Regions from separate parts of the Homo sapiens genome. Here all the other regions are linked to region 1. Evidence: chromatin contacts called from ENCODE Hi-C or POLR2A ChIA-PET data. All regions are on one chromosome and are shown on one strand. Each heading gives the region's core, a stretch centred on a gene start or an enhancer-like site at or near the end of the contact. The rest is flanking DNA. Distances are from core to core; before and after follow the strand shown. Region 1 overlaps FOXJ3 (forkhead box J3). Region 2 overlaps FOXJ3 (forkhead box J3). Region 3 holds the start of RIMKLA (ribosomal modification protein rimK like family member A).

Region 1 (2,850 bases), core at 72-2,571:
TATTTTTTTAACCTCTCCCAGTTTATTTTGGCAATCCAACTTCAAAAGATTTGTTTGCCTTGTTTTCTCCCAACTTCTTAGGATGCTGTTCCTGGTAACTGCTCAGGCACAGCATTTGCATGCACCACAGATCTAGAGCAACCATACTTGGAGTTTCAATCCTGCTTTATAACTGTTCCCCAAACATAGTTAAGAATAGCACCACTTTCATTCTCAGAAGTTTCTAGCTTGGACAATAGGTTAAATAGCTACTGAGACCACAACACACAGTAAGTACTCAAAGGCAGTCTGCTTGTCTGGCTAGTTGACCGAATGAACATGTGGATAACAACTATTCCAATGCCTGCTTAGGTCCTTGAAATACCCTTTTTGAACAAATACAAGTTTTTATTACTTTTAAATACATTGATCATCAAATTAAGCCTAGAGTGTTAAGAAATTTACTCTTAATGGATTAAAATATGTAATTGGCATATTGACTGTGGTATAGTAAACAATTCCCCTAAATGTTAAAGATACTTAAAAAGTACATCCTATTAAGGGATTAACAGACATATCTTGCTTTTAAATCATAGTGCCAATCAATCCTTTTAGAAACTTTAAGTTAGAGATAAAGTTTTACTATATCATAACGAATTCCCAAGAAACAGATGGCTCACCTACATAATCCACTCACAAGGCAGCTTAACTTGACTATTATGTTACTACTTGAGTGTTATAGCTCAATATCTGTCAAGTCTAAGCCGAAAAGAAAGTAACTTGATGGTCAAATGATCATACAACTAACAAAAACATGTCTTTCAAATAGTGATTAAACTCTGATAAATCCGTGTGATGGAATATATGCAATGAAATGAAACAAAACTGCTGATATGCACAACGACATGGATAGCTCTCAAATACATTATACTAAAGCAAAAAAGCCAGACTCAGAAGGCCATGTACTATATGAGTCCCATTTATATGGCATTTTGGAAAAGGCAAAATTATAGGGACACAAACAGATCAGTAGTTGCAAAGGCCTGGGGATGAGGGAAAGGGCTGACTACCAAGTGACAATCTGGAATACTGTTCTCTATTTTGATTACAGTGATGGTTACGCTGTGTTTGTTGAAACTAATAGAATTACACACCAAAGAGTAAATTTCACCATATATAATTTTTTTTAAATTTCTAGGTATAATGTTATTTTTTTAAAGTAGTTTAGATCTGGAAAAGAAAAAAGAGGCCAACAACAACAAAATGTTCTCTTCCAACTTTAAAAAGAGAACAGAGAACACTGTATGTCTCAACAAAAGGCAGCTGCAACCACACTGCTCAAACAGTATTAACGTCAGGGCTCTAGGCCAAAACTTCTTTCAGCTTCTGCAGTGTTATCTCCCTGAATCAGACTCTCACTTCTATCTAACTCAATCTTTCTAATCTTCTGAATACCTTAGCTTTCTAACCTTGGTTTGTCTAATGGAATGCCTCACATTCATAATTCACCTCTGTCTCGACAATCACTCAATGGCACTAATCCATTTCTTCACTCTTGGATCTCACGTTAGTACTTATATTAATTCCCTTAATTCCTGATTCTACCCAGCTTTGCTCTGACTCGTCCCTCAGCTAAACTTGATCATATCCTCTTCCAGCCTTCAACTCGAGTTCTTATCTACCATGAGTTAAAATGACAAATGCTAGCAACCTCATCTATTCAAGTGCTTCAGAAGTGACAAACTCTAAAGTCTCCCTTGGGAAGCTGTATCAGTGTTTTTTCACTTCAATAAATATGACATTCTTATTTCGGTCCAACCAAACTCTTGCTTATCCTTCAGTCCTACTTCCTGTTTAGTTTGTACAGAAACACAGATAAACAGTCATCATCTTCTTTACAAAAATCATGCATTTACTTAAGACTAGCATTAAAATTATACTCTTATCTTCCTTCTTTAAGGTAATACCTACGACTCCTACAACACTGTTCATCATTTAATGTTATATTTTATGTTCCCTCAAACCTCTCCAGTTTTTCTACATATTTTTTAAAGAAAATGACCAAAATGGGATACCAGAGATTAACAAGCAATTTACAAATAAATATAACATAATACTAATATAGCCCCCCCAAAAAGAATACCCTTTGAAAAGAAAGATCAGTCAACTATGTTATGGTCCCTTATACTAAGCTACAGAATAGGAATAGAAAAAAATTCATAATTTGTGAGACGTGGTGGCTCACACCTCTAATCTCAACACTTTGGGAAGCCAAGGCAGGATGATCACTTGAGGCCAGGAGTTCAAGACCAGTCCAGGCAACATAGTGAGAACTCCATCTCCACAAAAAATTTCAAAAACTTAGCCAGGCATGGTGGCATGTGCTGTCATCCTGGCTACTCTGGAGAATCACCTGAGCCCAGTAGGCTATGAGAGCACCACTGCACTGGGCAAAAGGGCAAGATCCTGTCTCAAAAGAAATTTTTAAAGAAAAAAAAATCACAATCCTGTAAGTTTCAAAAGTTAGTCTCTTAGCAGTGAATTTGTTATTTCCTCACAAACCAGGAGAACCCAATCTCTATGGTCACTGAGGCTTTACAACTTCCCATTCCCAGGCAAGACAAAGATTCCCCAACCCCTACACCCCTAAAAACTCTTCTATGAATTAACTGTAGTTATTTCCCCAGGATAGTCAGGTGGCCTTCATGTGGTTTTAAACTTCTTAGCTATTTTCTCAGTTCTATTAGAGCCCACTGCTACTAAGTTTAGATAACTGTTGAAACTAAGCCCTATAATCCTTTAGTTCCTTTCAAGTCAAAGATCATTTCTCTGAACTGAAGAAAGGGAAACAAAATTGAGAAAAGGTTAAGC
Region 2 (2,700 bases), core at 174-2,673, 82 kb before region 1:
GTATGACCTAACTCCGCATCACCAGAATCTTGCCTTACCAGAGCATACCTTCAGAATAGCCTCCCTGGGCTGGCATTTGCTACCTGTCCTGGGCAAGTCTGCACCCTCTAAAGGCAGGAACTGCGGCTTCCTCATCTCTGGATTTCTCATGAGAGGGCTTAACACAGAATATGTGCTCAGCAAATGTAAAGCCCCACTTTCACCTTTTGGAAATAGCTCTGGGAAGGCAGTGCTGGGGACAAGATGGGGCAAGGGCAGGGGGTAGGGAGAGGGGAATTCCCTCAGTAAGTATGAGAGGATTGTGCAAAAAACATGATGCCTGGAATCAAATGACCTGGATTCAAACCTCTGCTCTATCACCTGCCAACTGAAGAATCTAGACAAGTTTCTATACCTCTATCTGAGCTGTTCCCATGTCGGTAAAAGGAGGACCACAATATCTACTTAGCACAGCACCTGGCACATACTGAGTACCAGTATGCTTTATGTCCCATGTGCTGTCCTAAATGTTTAAATGTACTGATTTATGTAAATCCCACTACAACTCTAGGAGGCAGATACTATCCTCATTGTACTGGCGCTGCAAATAAGGAAAATGAGGCCCAGGGAAATCCAGTGACTTCCCCAAGTTCATGGAGCTAATAAGATGCTCACTAAATGGCAGCAATTACTGTCCTCAGGTAGTAATGCAAAGGACACAATCTCAGTGACCCCAAGGACTCTGGGGTCCTGGCTGTGGGGTTTCTGCACCTGGACTAGCTCCATTCTCACTTCTTCAATTACAGCAAACAACGGAGACCAATCAGTGTTGTAAATAGAGTTAACATAATATATTTATTTTAAGTGCCATTCATGCATATCAGTTCTGGCAGCAACAATCCTAATGACACTTGGAATATTTCTTTACAGCACTAAACAGTTACAAATAATGGTTGCCGTTCATCATAGAGGCAAAATATGAAATCGTGCAATAGCAAAACTGTAGAAACATTAAAACACTGACTGTCCAACAGCAGTACAGAGAGCAGGTTGTATCTGCACAAAAAGCCAATGCATTTTCATCACATATATACAATATAGATATGTACACATCACCCTCTGAATGAACAATATCAAAATACTCTATTCCATTTGAAATTATCCCCGGATTGATTCCCTCCCACTTCAAAGGACATCTGAGCGACACGTATTTACAAGAACACACATGAATACATTTACATTTCAAAAACTGCCACAAATGCCAGTCGGATTATTCTCCTGAACAGAGTGTCCCCATTTGTTTACATGCATTTACTATTCTTTCCCCCTAAAGTCTTCAGTCAATTTAAGCCCAAGACAGAACTTGTTCTGCATTAGCAACTACCATACAAAATGGCCACTAGAGGGACTCTCTGCACCTCACCAGGTAACCCTGTCTGGCCAGGGCCCACAGAAAAGGCCTGTCCTGGGCTCCTGGACCACCTGGATCACAGGAGAGTGGGATGGGTCTGGGTGAAGGCTTTGCCTCCATGGCCATTCTTGCTAAGTTTAAATTCTCATAAAAATATTCATCACTGCAAATCAGTAAATGATTGCCAAATGGGAAATTCGCTTCACACAATTTATAAAATCATCATCAGTGGTTCTACTCAAATCACTCAGTATGAGACTGCATTCCAATATCCAAATTGTTTAAAGTGCACATTGCTACCCAAGCAATTAAAACAGTTTCAAAACAGCTATTTTGGTGTCTAGAAAACAGTGACTTAAGCAAACCATTGAAAATCACCCCTCTTTTTTCAAGCATTTACTCTGCAGGCTGCCATCTCATCTTGCCTCTGATCCTTCTAAGAGGCGCAAGTTGGCTGCCTTTCCAGAATCCTCTGATTTTCGTTGATCCAAGGGGCTGGAACTGAGCTTCCTTTTTCATGCCAAGTAGGGTCCAAACAACAGAGAAACATAAAGCTCTTCCTTTCTCCCCAACCTCACCAGCCCTTACCATGGCTGGCTTCCCAGTGATTCATTCAAGGCAACACTCCATTAAAACACACACACACACACGCGCGCGCACACTCTCACACACAGCACACACACACAGAAACAAAAGATGTTTGTTTAGTTCAAGTAGAGATTACTCAACCATAGAATCACTAAGGCTAATTAAAGTGATTTAGCATGGCTGATAAGACCAGAGATGCTAAAAAGCAACTAGTGAGCAGTTATTACTCTTTGACTTGATGGAATATATTTCCCCATTAGAACTGACACTTTTTGGGGGGTCTAAAGAATCAATTCAAAATCTATTCATTAAAAAAAAACCCTCATTTCTTCTAGTTTTATCATAAAACTAAGATAATCAGTCCATGCAAACTGTGATATGATATGAAACAAAACAAACCACCACCACTAAAAAACCCGTAAGAGGGGCTGCATTTCAAAGAAAGGGACCAAATGTCATGCATACACAGACATACAAGACAACAGAAACAGCAGGCCACATAATATCTACATTAAACACTGAAGCAAATAAAACTGTAAGTGGCTCTATCCTCCTTTCAAGACAACCTAGATGAGTGGGGAAACCTGCTTTAGAAACCCTGCCCTGCTGTTGTTGCCCAAATGAAATCTGATTCAAATTCCAGAAAAATCCGATTTAACTAATAAGTCTGAATCAGCAAGAATGCCAAGACAGAGAAATCTATTCACATGGTAAAAGGAGTG
Region 3 (2,781 bases), core at 29-2,528, 120 kb after region 1:
AACCCGGCAGGCAGAGCTTGCAGTGAGCCGAGATCGCGCCACAGCACTCCAGCCTGGGCCACAGAGCGAGACTCCGTCTCAAAAAAAAAAAAAAAAAAAAAAAAGAAAAACATTGCTTGAAAAATAACTTTTGAAATTCCAGTATACAGAACTTTCCTATAGGCTCATCTTAGTGAGTAAATGCACACACCTGCACAATATTTACAGAGAAGCCTGTGCCTTCCCTGAGACAACTTACCCCATTTCTAAGTTGCCATTGCTGGGTCTACCTTGAAACTACTCTTGCTTCCCTAAGCCAAAAAAGAAATTAAAAAAAGGCATATTTTAATGAACTGGAAGAGCAAATGCAGTCTCCAAAAATGGCTAACTTCAATCCTGCAGTTATTTAGAAAGGAAAATCTGGCTTCAAACACTATTGTCTGCAGGCAGGGTTTGCAATTGGCCAGGACCAAGGACAGTGTTTAAAGATGACTCAGTTGTATGGCCTGGGGAGAGCGGGAGTGGTGAAGGGAGACCAGCCAGTGGTCCTTCTAACTGAAAAGGATGCTAGGTCAATTTTTTATGACCTCGAGTCTGTGAAGGCTCAGACCTGCTGAAACCTAGGAGGGGATGTCCAGTGTAAGAAAATCTGAGACCCCAGGAAATGCACTTTCAAATTATCTGAATGGGAGGTGGGTAAGACTCAACTTCCCCCTCTCCTACATCCTCCCCCACCCCCGTGGGGCTTCAGGCTAGGATTTCGGCAGAGAAATCCCTCTCCTTCCAATGCTTTAGGGTCCAACTGGGGACCTAGCCGTGTGACCTTCGCCATACCCCGGAATCTCCTTTGGGACGTCCCCGAGGCCCTCCCTGTCCGGGGCTCAGCAGGCGTCCGCCCGTGTCCCAGCCCCCGAGCGCCCGGGATCGCCTGGGAGACGCATCCGCCGCCCACTGCGCATCTCTGGCCCGTCAGCTCGGAAACCCTCCGAGCCTCACAGGGCCGCCGCCCCGGCCCCTCCTGCTCCGGCTGTCCCACCCCAGCCCGCAGCGCCACGTCCACCGGGTGTCCGGGGCCTGCCGGGGCTGCCCTCCTCCGCCTCGCCTGCGCCCGCCGGCGGCTCGCTCCCCGGAACCCCGGGTCCTTTCCCCCGCCGCCGCAAGCCCCCCACCCGCCGTCCTTCCCCGGCACCGCCCGCCAGGGTCGCTTCTGCAGCCGCCAGCGCCCGCCGCCGCGCGCTGATTGGCTGGCGGGGCCGACGGCGGCGCTGAGTGGCCGGGCGGATTCGCTGGGTCAGGGCTGCAGAGACGCCTGGCGCACCCGCGGGAGCGGAGCCGTGGCGCGCTCGCCCCGGACGCCGGCCGCCCCTCCGCTCGCCCTACTGAGCGAGCGGCCCGGGGCGCCGAGGGGTCCGCGCCGCGCGGGGCGCACCGCCCTGGCCGCCATGTGCTCCCAGCTCTGGTTCCTGACGGACCGGCGCATCCGCGAGGACTACCCGCAGGTGCAGATCCTGCGCGCCCTCCGGCAGCGCTGCTCCGAGCAGGACGTGCGCTTCCGGGCGGTGCTTATGGACCAGATCGCCGTCACCATCGTCGGCGGCCACCTCGGTGAGCGAGGCGGGCCCGGGGAGGGCAGGGAGGCGCGCCGGGGTCCACGAGAGCCGGTCGGGTGGGCGCGCTCGCCGGGCCTCCCGCAGCAGAGTCTCCTTCGGGCCCGCACACTAGCCGCACTCTAGCTGCGAGACTTCTTGGGGTTGGAGAAAGCCGCTAACCTTCATAGCTTCTTTAACCACCACCACCTGCCCCGAGGCCAAGATTCGAGAACGCGATTTAATTTACTTAGGGGACTTCATTTTGTGAGAAACCCGAATTCACCTGAAGCCACCCAGGTGTCCGAGGAAAATCAGGCTGTTAAACCCCACATTTGCAAATCCTGCTCGCATCAATACCTTGACAGTTTAGACTCTGAGGTTTCTAGAAATCCACACCAGATTTACAAAATTACTATTAAGATGACTGTTTTAAAAAAGTTTTTTGGGAGTGTGTGAGCATCAGTAATGTGCACCACATAGAATATTATTTCCAAACTAGAAAGCCACATATGGGGGAAATCTGAGAAAGATTGGAGTCACTTCTCGAGTGTAAAGTGGGAGTGTAGACCTTTGATGGGTTTAACTCATCCTTCTCCCTAGCAGCGTTGAATTCTGATTCCAGAAGAGCCGGGATTTCAGGTTCAGACAGTTCTGGCCTCACTGATCACTCCACTGCTGTGTTCAGGAGACTTTTGTGGGTAAGACATGGTTGTCATCTGTGGGTTTGACCTCAAAAGGTTAATTATTTTTTCGTATATCCTTAATACAGGCCTCTCTGATTTAGGAATCCCTGACGCAGAAAACCCTCTGGCTTGCTGTTTGAGTGTCTCTGGGGCTCCACTGGAGGCATCCAACCATTTCAGGGAGTCCAGGACTCAAAAGGATTTGCGCCCAGTTCAGGGTGCATCTTGGGATACTGTTCGCATTATTTCAACAATTATTAATGGTTAAATAAGCTCGTAATCTGTTACTTTGCTTTGGCAGGGGAAGGAATTTCAAATTCGGAAAGACTACTTACAAGTGAGATTTTGAATATGACCTGTTTCTGAGTGGAATATATCTGTTATAGATTTTTCATCTCCAAGTTTATCGAAGTCCCTCATACTTAATATCAGATTGTATATCCTGTTGGAGAAATATACCATAAACATTAGGTACCTTACATTTAATCTACAACAATGACTATCAGATGCAACCGGTACCCTCTCTCTAT

Evidence for each region. Hi-C counts contacts between places; a loop is a spot of excess contacts on that map. ChIA-PET counts read pairs that join two places held with the same protein, here RNA polymerase II (POLR2A). Pooled maps may share reads with other maps.
Region 2: a map of dorsolateral prefrontal cortex shows a loop between it and region 1 (3-fold over the local background). The contact joins two enhancer-like sites. A Hi-C loop is called at or near these places in 1 of 168 maps with a recorded cell type or tissue (dorsolateral prefrontal cortex), 1 of 37 single-sample maps with no recorded cell type and 6 of 50 pooled maps. POLR2A ChIA-PET finds 5 or more read pairs at or near these places in 1 of 52 experiments (A549).
Region 3: a pooled map shows a loop between it and region 1 (2.3-fold over the local background). The contact joins the promoter of RIMKLA here to the enhancer-like site in region 1. A Hi-C loop is called at or near these places in 1 of 50 pooled maps.

The regions. Positions count from the first base shown.
Region 1 is chr1:42,258,215-42,261,064 of GRCh38, forward strand. All of the region lies in intron 4 of FOXJ3 (forkhead box J3), which reads right to left. Among named protein-coding and RNA genes, the nearest start is that of FOXJ3, 76 kb to the right of the region's middle. RefSeq lists a silencer at 1,230-1,279. Within about 2 kb of position 1,322, at least 6 of the 41 ENCODE cell types and tissues checked have a DNase peak (open chromatin) inside an H3K27ac peak, as active enhancers do; they include dorsolateral prefrontal cortex, where a contact is called at or near this core.
Region 2 is chr1:42,175,733-42,178,432 of GRCh38, forward strand. FOXJ3 (forkhead box J3) reads right to left here. Exons shown (of 13, transcript NM_014947.5): 13 at 816-2,700. Among named protein-coding and RNA genes, the nearest start is that of GUCA2A, 12 kb to the left of the region's middle. Within about 2 kb of position 1,424, at least 6 of the 41 ENCODE cell types and tissues checked have a DNase peak (open chromatin) inside an H3K27ac peak, as active enhancers do; they include dorsolateral prefrontal cortex, where a contact is called at or near this core.
Region 3 is chr1:42,379,514-42,382,294 of GRCh38, forward strand. RIMKLA (ribosomal modification protein rimK like family member A) reads left to right here and starts at 1,279. Exons shown (of 5, transcript NM_173642.4): 1 at 1,279-1,584. The coding sequence starts at 1,422. RefSeq lists silencers at 886-1,065, 1,076-1,195, 1,276-1,495.